Regions from separate parts of the Mus musculus genome. Here region 2 is linked to region 1. Evidence: chromatin contacts called from ENCODE Hi-C data. All regions are on one chromosome and are shown on one strand. The core of a region is the stretch at or near the end of the contact, and the rest is flanking DNA. Distances in the headings are between cores, read along the strand shown. Region 1 holds the start of Dhx36 (DEAH (Asp-Glu-Ala-His) box polypeptide 36). Region 2 holds the start of Gmps (guanine monophosphate synthetase).

The links. A loop is a pair of places that touch in the nucleus more often than their neighbours do.
Region 2: a loop to region 1 is called in a map of T-helper 1 cell, with 4 times the contacts of the local background. The contact joins the promoter of Gmps here to the promoter of Dhx36 in region 1. A Hi-C loop is called at or near these places in 3 of 37 maps with a recorded cell type or tissue (T-helper 1 cell, T-helper 17 cell and left cerebral cortex).

The regions. Positions count from the first base shown.
Region 1 is chr3:62,505,071-62,509,975 of GRCm38, forward strand. It overlaps Dhx36 (DEAH (Asp-Glu-Ala-His) box polypeptide 36), which reads right to left and starts at 1,918. Exons shown (of 25, transcript NM_028136.2): 1 at 1,648-1,918. The coding sequence starts at 1,869.
Region 2 is chr3:63,972,938-63,978,023 of GRCm38, forward strand. Gmps (guanine monophosphate synthetase) reads left to right here and starts at 3,206. Exons shown (of 16, transcript NM_001033300.2): 1 at 3,206-3,373. The coding sequence starts at 3,347.

The sequences.
Region 1 (4,905 bases), core at 668-3,167:
TGGAAAGAACTATGAGGACCCACTGGAGTATTTTCATCTGCAAGCATGAGGCTTGTTTGAATGTAAAAGCGATGGAAATTCTAGGATAAAAATCTTATCAAGCCAAAAGTGCTGAAAAGAATTATACCAATTGAAAACCATGTTTAGAGATAATTCAAAGACTCGTTTTAGAGAGGAAAATGGTAAAAAAAAAAAAAAAAAAGTAATAAGGAGCAGAAATCATAAATGATTACATCAGCCTCAGAGCTTGAGCTGGGAAAAATCAACCCAAGGAGGGTTACAGGTTACAGCCAGATCACATGGTTCCCAGGCAACACCAATGAGAGGCAGAAGCTGCATGGCTTCAATAAACAAGTTGGGAAGTAAAGAATAAAATGATCTAAAGACCACTTAAGGAATCACGTTTTAAGAGACCACAATGGGACTGGGGTGGGCGGCTATAATTCAAATAACAAGTTAAGAGGTCTGACCCATACTTGCTGCAGAGATAAGCAAGAAAGCAGAGCAAACAGATTTCCCAAAATGAAAAGAGAAAAATCAATGCTCACTTCCACATGGCAGGTGAATAAACAACACTGGCATTTGCTAAAGTGGAAGTTTGGGGATGGGACTGGGATCAAGGGGTCAACTAATAAAAAAAGCCTAGCCCTGAGGTGTGCACATATGAAATCCCAGCACTGGGAATGAAAAGAGGACTAGGAGTACAAGGTCAGCCTGCACTATGTAGCATCAATATCCAGGGCACAAGTTACGTGTGTCCTGTGTATATCTGGAAAGATCCGCTTATTGAACTTATTTGTTTAGGTATTTCTTTCCCCCTATTAGAATGCAAAGGTCTTTAGCATTCAAAAAAGCATGTATGAAACAGTGTCCAAACACTTAAAGATTCTGCGCAATGATGGAGTTACTTAGACCAGGTCACTCAAAAACCATTATGTTTGCTGGGTTGGTGGTGCACACCTCTAATCTCGGAGGTAGGTGGATCTCTGTGTGTTCAGGGCCAACCTGATTTACAGAGCAGGTTCAGAACAGCCAAGGCTACACAAACCCTGTCTCAGGTAAAACAAAACAAAACAAAACAAAACAAAACAAAACAGACAACAAAAACACGATGCTTCCTATACTACAGGTCTTCAAGATACAAACCAAACTGACAATTTCCTGATGAAATTAGCCAAATACTTCTCTACAGCGTCTTCCTTTCAATAAGTCTTAAAAGAGGCGCTGCTAGTCAACAGAAAATTCAGAACAGAAAGGGAGAAAAAAAAAAAAAAAAAGACCAGCATATGACTCACTTTAATGCTAATACTATTACCTAAACTACTTTTTTCTCCAAGATCTACACACTTAAGACAGTGTTTTAATGCTTTTGTTGGCTGCTTCGGGGAAAAAACTTAAAGGTGACAGCAAGCATTCTAAATGATTGCATCCCCTAATAAGAGTCGGCTTGGCTAGAGTCTGAATTTAGCATTCACCCTCAGTTCAGTTCTCAAGTCCGTAAACAGAGCATGCATCGGCTGCAGCAGTGATGGCTTGGGATGGAGGCGCAACCCATCGGGTGACCCGTTACCCGGGGCTCGACAGAGGTTGCATCGAGCTCGAGCAAACGCCAGGGAGAGCAAACGCGTCCTGACGAGACCTCCATACCTCCTGCCTCTCAGCCTCCTTGTTCTTCTGCGTCTGCTTCTTGGCGTACCACAGGCCGATCTCGCGACCCTTAAGGTGTGCGGGATGCCGGCCCCGGCCGCCGCGGCCCCCTCCGCCGCCGCCCGAGCCCCGGCTCCCTCCGCCGCCGCCGCCGCTGGAGCCCTGGCCGGAGCCCCGTGGGCCCCCATCGCGGCTCCAGCTCTGATGATAGTCGTAGCTCATTGTCGGAGCCGACTAGCAGCTCTGCCAAAACTCAACCGCTGAAAATGGCGTCCGGGCCCGGAAGCGGGCGCACATTCCCCTCTGCTTTGCTTCCGGCGCCCAGCGCGAGAGGGCGGGACGTTGAGTGTCACAAGCAGACATTTCCGGTGACGTCACGGACGGCGCCAGCGGTGTGAGCCGCGGTTCGTGTTCTGGCCAGAAACTTAGCTCCTGGGTGGGCGTCCTTCGGATGGCGGGGAATTTAAACTAGCCTGAGAAAATGTGGAAATTTGAGTGAATTTTAATTACTTTGTTAAACCTAGAACTTATTTGCAAAGCCATGCAAATACATACCCAACAAAACCATCGACCATTGTGTACTCTGTCCTCAAAGACCAAAGAAGTTCTTATTTCTTAGAAAACGCCTGGCACCTCTTTCAGTCAAATATACGCACCCAAATACCTTCTTTAAAGACTCTCTAATACTAGGCTTGGAGAGACGGCTCAGCCGTTAAGAGCACTGACTGCTCCTCCTAGAAGTCATGAGTTCAATTCCTAGCAACCACATGGTTGCTCACAACCATCCATAATCAAATCCCATACCCTCTTTTGGTGTGTCTGAAAACAGCTATAGTAAACTCATATACATAAAATAAATAAATCTTAAAAAAAAAAAAAAACTTTAATCCTGGAACTTGGGTGTCAGCTCAATTGATAAGAGTGCTTGCCTGGCATGGTTTTAATCCCAAACAGTATAAACGGTGTTGTGGTGCAGGTATGCAATCTCAGCAAACAGCAGATGGAAGATGATAAATCAGAATTTGACCCTTAGCTGTATAATGAGTTTGAGGCTGTCATAGGTTACTTGTATCTAATCTGGCAGTTCCTCAGAAAATTAGAAATAGTTCTACCTGAAGACCCAACTATACCACTCTTGTGAATATATGAGAAGATGTCCTACCATACCACAAGGACATGTGCTCCACTATGTTCATAACAGCCTTATATGTAATTGCCAGAAGCTGGAAACAACCAAAGAATGGATACAGAAAATGTGGTTCATTTACTCAGTGGAATACTATTCAGCTATTAAAAATGAGGACATCATGAATTTTGCATGCAAATGAATGGAACAAGAAAATATCCTGATCATCGAAGTAATCCAGACCCAAATGGACATGCATGGTACGTACTCAATGATAAGTGGATATTAACTAAAAAAGTACAGAATACCTAGGATACAATCCACAGTACTTAAAGTTTAACAAGCAGAAAGGCTCAAATGAGGATGCTTCAATCCCACTTAGAAGGGGGAAGAAAATAATCATGGGGGCAGAGGGATGGAGGTAGCCGAATGGAAGGGGGAGGGGAAAATGAAACAGGATAAAGTATTGGGTGGGTGAGCAGGAGAGAAGCCCAGAGGGCCAGGAGAATGAATGGAAATAAGCAGCCAAGGGGATGGGAGGGGCGCGGGGGTCTCTAGAAAGTACTAAAGTACTAGAGACCGGGGAGGTGAGAGACTCTCAGGACTCAATGTGGGTGACCTTAGCCAAAATGCCCAAAAGTGAGGAGAGGGAACTTAAAGAGACTACTACCTCCAGTAGATAGACAGGGTCTCAAGAAGAGGGACTGGGTTACTAACCCACAGTTAAATTTTCTGACCCAGATTTGTTCCTGCCTAAAGGAACTGCAGGGACAAAAATGGATAAGAGACAAAAGGAAAGTCAGTCCAATGACCGTCCCAACTTGGGCTCCAAGCAACAAGGCCTGACACTATTTCTGATCTATGATGTGCTTACAGACAGGAGCCTGGCATGATTATCTTCTGAGAGGCCTTACCAGCAGTGAACTGAGACAAACACAGATACTTACACCTAACATTGAACTGAAGTTGAGGACCCTTGTGGTTGAATTAGAAGAAGGACTGAAGAAGATGAAGACAGGATGGCCCCATAGGAAGAACAGCAGTCTCAACTAACCTGGACCCAGGGAGCTCCCAGAGACTGAGCCACCAACCAGGAGCATACATGGGCCAAGCACAGGCCCCTGGCACAGATATAGCAGAGGTCTGCCTGGTTTGGCTTCAGTGAGAGTTGTGCTTAATCCTCCAGAGACTTGAGACCCCAGGGAAGTGGGTAGTCTTGAGGGGACTGTCCTCTTGGAGGCAAGGGAAAGGAGGAATGGGATGAAGAACTGTGGGAGAGGGGAAGCAGGAGGGGAGGCGATGACTGGAATGTAAATAAATAAAAAAAATAATCTTTACTTTACTTTATCTTTAATAATCTTTACTTTACTTTTACTTTAATCTTTACTTTTACTTTACTTTATTTAAAAATAATCTTTACTTACTTATCATATCTAATAGCATAAAATAGGTATATGTTCCAGAATTCAAGGCAGGACACTTGAGAAATATAAAGCACAGTTTAAGATTCACACACTGATTTGAAGCCATGTGCTGATTATTAACAAGACTAGTCAGTGCCTTGTGCCACCTGTTATAAAGCAATTGAGTGATTTAACCGCTTGGTTTTAATTTTCACCAAAGGTTTTTATTTAGACATCTGATTTAAAGGTGATGGAGATGCTTGACCAACAACAAAAGCAAAAGCTACAAAAAAACGGCAGATAGAAGGGTTTTTGTTGTTGTTGTTGTTGTTATTGTTGTTGTTGGTTTTTCTGTGACAAGGTTTCTCTGTATAGCCCTGGCTGTCCTGGAACTCACTCTGTAGACCAGGCTGGCCTTGAACTCAGAAATCTGCCTGCCCCTGCCTCCCAAGTGCTGGGAACAAAGACGTGCACCACCACTGCCTGGCCAGATAGGAGTTTTTAAGTGCTTGGTGTTTTGTTTGTTTGTTTGTTTGTTTGTTTGTTTGTTTGTTTTGTAAAGAAAAATAAAGGTATGTGTATGGATATTGCTATTAGGCCAGGAAGTGATCCAAATTAATCCACTGTGACCTAAAAGTGTTTTGAGTAAATGCATCTGAGTTTTTGAAATCTTTATTATGTAAAGGCAGACAGAGTCTCCCCAAAATTTTTGATCCTAATCTTGCTAGG
Region 2 (5,086 bases), core at 1,956-4,455, 1.5 Mb after region 1:
AGATCCCCTTCTCTCACTTGATTGTTTCATTACCTGTGAAGCATGAAGCTTTTCAGTTTCATGAAGTCCCACTTATAAATTGTTGGCCTCAGTTCATGGACAACAGGAGTCCTATCAGGAAGTCCTTTCCTACACCTACATCATATAGCCACTGCTTGTGATTTTTCCTAGCAGTTTCAGCGTGGCAGGTTTGACATCTCGGTCTCTCACCCGTTTGGAATTAGTTTTCATGCAAGGCGATAGAGAGGGGTCTATGCTTTCCAGTTTTTCTTTTGTTCTTTTAAAAAAATAAATGAATATAAAGTTTGCAAGACCAAGGGGCCTCTCTTCCTGATGATGGCTGACTAGGCCATCTTTGGGTCTGGGGGACTTTTGGGATAGCATTTGAAATGTAAATGAAGAAAATACCTAATTAAAAAAAATAAAAGTCTTGAAAACATTCACCACACACACACAAAATGAACATCTTGTTTTCTCAGCACCATTTGTGAAAGATCCCACTTTTTAGCTAATGTATCAAATATCAGATGGTTGTAGCTATGTGTGGTTGTTTGTCCTCATTGTTTTGATTTTTTGATTTTTTAATTATTTTTTTATAGATAGCATTTCTCTGTGTATCTCTGGCAGTCCTGGACTCAGTTTGTAGATCAGGTTGGCCTCGAACTCGCAAAGATCCACCTGCCTCTACATAACCATGCCCAGCACCATATTTTTTTTATTACTATGACTCTATAGTATTTCTTGAGGTCTTGGATAGCAGTTCCTCCATCATTGCTATTTTTGCTCAGAATTAGTTTGGCTGTCTGGAATCTTACATGGTTCTATAAACCATAAAGTTTTTTAAAGCAATGAGAAATGGATCTATGCTTGGATTGTAATTCATCCAATGAATAAAAGGCAGAGAAACAATTTTGTTTGCAAGCTAAAGCAAGATTAGAAAAGGCTACAGAGGCTGGGAATGAAAGCCCCAGATTCCATTCTTAGTATGTTAACAGGAAAGAAAATTAGAAGAGGCTATAAGCTTCAACCTAGAATACTCTCCCTGGGAATTCAGACCTGATACAGAGGTAAGGGAGAGGCTGCAGCGAGCTGAAGATGCTCTGAGGGTCAAAGTGTTCCCGCCCTCAAAAGATATTCTCAAAGCCATGTCAAAAGTATGAATGAGAAAGCCTTTAGAACAGATTATTCTAAGTCCCAGCCTTTGGGCTACTCTATCTTCGGCCTGGTAGAGGCAGCCTTTAGACTGCTTCAGCTAATACACTATCACGGAGAAAAGATGTTCTTGATGGATAAACTCTGCCCTAATTGCAGAAAAAAGTCTCCTTTAATGATCAGGTTTAGAGGTATTGTTTTCATAAAGAAATAAATAACTGGATATAATCATAGGCCAGTTATTTTGTGGAATGTGTCTTTAATTGATGTTCCTTTCTTTTATGAATTTTAGGCAGAACTACAGTAACATTCTCCTCATTTTATTTAGACCATCAAGTGAGACATGACACTGACCTACTGTACTATTTGTGATATTCATATTGATCACTCAAGAAAGGCTGACTTGAGGCACTTCTAAAGTTGCTAAATTTTGTAAGATGTGGTAGCATATACACTTGGGAGGCTCATGCAGTTGGATCATGTCTAGTTCATAGCTATCAAGGGTTAACAGTGAAACTCTACTCAAAAACAAGCAAAGACAGAAAAATTTGCTATTTTACATTGCATAAGTAATAATGTGGGAAGATACTCTGTGACAGTATAAATAAAACTTGCTTCTTATCTTCCACTCTTTAATTTTAGCATCTACTAATATTTCATGTCCTAATTTACTATTGTTATGATAGCTGAAAATGATTCTTTAACATTTCCAGCTTTTATTACTTGATAGTTTATCATAAATCCTATCTGTGTCCTTTATCATCCACAGCAGTTCTCCTTTCCTGTCTTTTTCTATGTGTCCTAGGCTGGCCTCCAACTCACAGGGATGCACTAGCAAGTGTTAGGACACCAATGACACCTGGCTTCTTCCTTCACATCAGCCATTCTTTTTTGCTGTTGCTTGCAAAAGTTCTTATTTCATTGTGTGTGTGTTGGGGGGGGGGGGGTTATGTGTACATGTGTTTATAGGCACTGAGGCCATGGGAGGATGTTGGGTTTTCTTTTTTCCTTTCCTTTCCTTTCCTTTCCTTTCCTTTCCCTTTCCCTTTCCCTTTCCCTTTTCCCTTTTCCCTTTTCCCTTTTCCCTTTTCCCTTTCTTTCTTTCTTTCTTTCTTTCTTTTCTTCTTCTTCTTTTTTTTTTTTTTTTTTTTTTTTTGAGACAGGGTTTCTCTGTATAGCCCTGGCTGTTCTGGCACCAGAGTGAGAGAGAGAGAGAGAGAGATCAAGAGCCTCTGAACATTTTTCTTTTAATTACTTTCTTTCCTTATTTTTAAAAATCTGAGCCGGGCGTGGTGGCGCACGCCTTTAATCCCAGCACTCGGGAGGCAGAGGCAGGCGGATTTCTGAGTTCGAGGCCAGCCTGGTCTACAAAGTGAGTTCTAGGACAGCCAGGGCTATACAGAGAAACCCTGTCTTGAAAAACCAAAAAAAAAAAAAAAAGAAAAAAAAATCTGGCCTGGAACTAAGATGTGCCTGCCTCAGCCTCCAGATTGCTGGGATCAAAGGTGGTGACTGGCTACCATACATTCTTACAAAAGAAAAAAGAAACAGACAAACAAAAACTAAACAGGCAATCAAATAAATATAATTTCTTCAACAAGGTAGGCTCTCTGAGGAATCTACAGCTTATTGTTAAAAAACAGAGGTGATGGCACACACCTTTAATTTTAGCACTTAGGAGTCAGAGGCAGCTGGATGTAACTTTGAGGCTAGCCTGGTCTGCTGAGTGACCTTATTTAGAAAAACAACAAAACCAAAATAAAACAAAAAAAAACCAGAAAAATTGAGCCACTATTTGTGACACGGTGAATCCATTACTTAAATGTATCTTGCAGTTTATAAAAACTTGAAGTTTGAGGTGGTATGTAGCCACTACTTAATTATTGTCAGCTATCACATCCAGTTCTATTGCCCAGACTGGGGGCATGGCTGATGCTTTCCTTTCTGGTAGGTTTGGTGTTATCTTCCCGGGGTGACGACGAGGGCGGGGCTTGCATGGTCCCGCCTCTAAGAGGCGGGGCCGGTTAGAGGAGGTCGGGCGGAAGCTGGAGGCAGGGCCTGCGCGCGCTTCTGTGTTCTGAGGCCGCTGTTAGGTTCCGGGCTGCTCTTGTTCTTCACGCTTCTGCCGGTCCCGGTGTTGAGCCTCTGGCGTCCAGGCCTTGCCAGCAGTCTGCACCCGCGGCGTTGGTCCCCGATGGCCCTGTGCAACGGAGATTCCAAGGTCAGTCTGTGATTGGCGTCTCTGCCGCCCTCCGGCAGCGTGAGCGAGACCTGGGGGTCCGTCCGTCTCCCTCGGCCGGGTCAGTGGCGCTCTACATGTGTCAGCCCGGCCTGCGGCGCGGCTTTATTGCATCCGAGGCGCTTTGTTGGCTTTGCTAGTGAAGCATCGAGTTCCAGCGGAGAGGCGACCTGGCTGTGGGCCGCGATTCTTGGGGACTTCGGGGCCCTTCAACCGCAGGGCAGGGTCGGGGCCTCGCCTGCGGCGGTCCGGCCAGGCGGGCCTGTATTCTTTCCAGCCTAGTGCAGGCCTTTCTGACTCTATTGACCACAGCTTCTGTTCCTGGGCCCAGGTGTGCTTCTCACCCTCTTCTCCCGCCATCCTCGGAGGGGTAGAGTTAAAGGTTCTGCTCCTGCGCACTCTGTCTCGTGTATTACGTGCTAGTTTTCGGGGACATTTTCCCGCCTTTGGGGCCTTTTCTTGGGAGCCAGGTTCTCCACGGGTGCTGGAAAAAGTTAACTGCGTTAGCCAAGACGCGAGAGCGTTGGGCCGTTGATGCCCGTTTGTGGCTTCCAACTCCCAGCCTTAGACATCGTTCTTAATTGCCTGGTCTGAATTGGTCCCCTTTCCCTTCCGACCTAATCGTCTTTGACCTGGAGAGCTTTCTGACCTTCACAAAGTCAGTTTTGTCATCGAGAAACTGCGGTGTTGGAATATAATTTACTTTAGCAAGGTGTACATCACGCTTGTGCATGCTTGTGACCTAGCTTTAGCAATCTGGTTAAATTTCTCTTCGGGTGTATGAAACTCCAAACTTTTGGATAGCTGTTCTAGAGCCAGGAATAATTTCTGCCCTTGCAAACATGGAGCTTAAGTGTCACAAACTCGCGAATGGCTGCTTAATATGTAGGAATCATTCAAAAACCTGTGTTGAACAAATGAATAAACATTATTAGGTAGCTCCTATATTTTCAAACCTAGGCACCTGTCATGGTCTGAAGAATAAGTCTCACCTTACAGTTTTGTACATTTGTCTTTAATTTTTAATCTTACAACTCACTGGAACTCATCTTTATGGTGGATGAGTTCGCTGCGGTTTTATAGAACCTACTGCGATCTAGAAGAATATTTTCACAAAATTATTTCAGTATTTTTTCAACATTTTTTAATTATTATTTTGCTTTTTTTTTTCCGATACAGGGTTTCTTTGTGTAGCCCTGGCTGTCCTGGAACTCACTCTGTAGACCAGGCTGACCCCGAACTCAGAAAACCGCCTGCCACTGCCTCCCAAGTGCTGGGATTAAAGGCGTGTGCCACCACTGCCCGGCTCAATATTTTCTTAAGATGATATTTTTGATCATTGTGATTTATTTGAGTTTAAGGTGAATAGCTAAATTTTATGTCAAGGTCATGTGGTAGAGTGGCCAACTCACAGCTGTCTGTAATTCCAGCTCAGATGATCCAACATCCTCACTTGGTCCCTGTAGACACTGCATGCAAATGGTGCAGACAAACATATAGGCACAACACTGTTATAAGGAATTTAAAAATAAAATGCAAAAAAACTTAATAAAAGTAATAAAGTAATTCTTAAGCTGGCCTATTAGGATTAACCATCACAGATGCTATTCCAGCACCGTCAGTGAGAAGACATACATCAGTGTAAGGCTAGCCTCCTCCACACACACACACACACACACACACACACACACACGT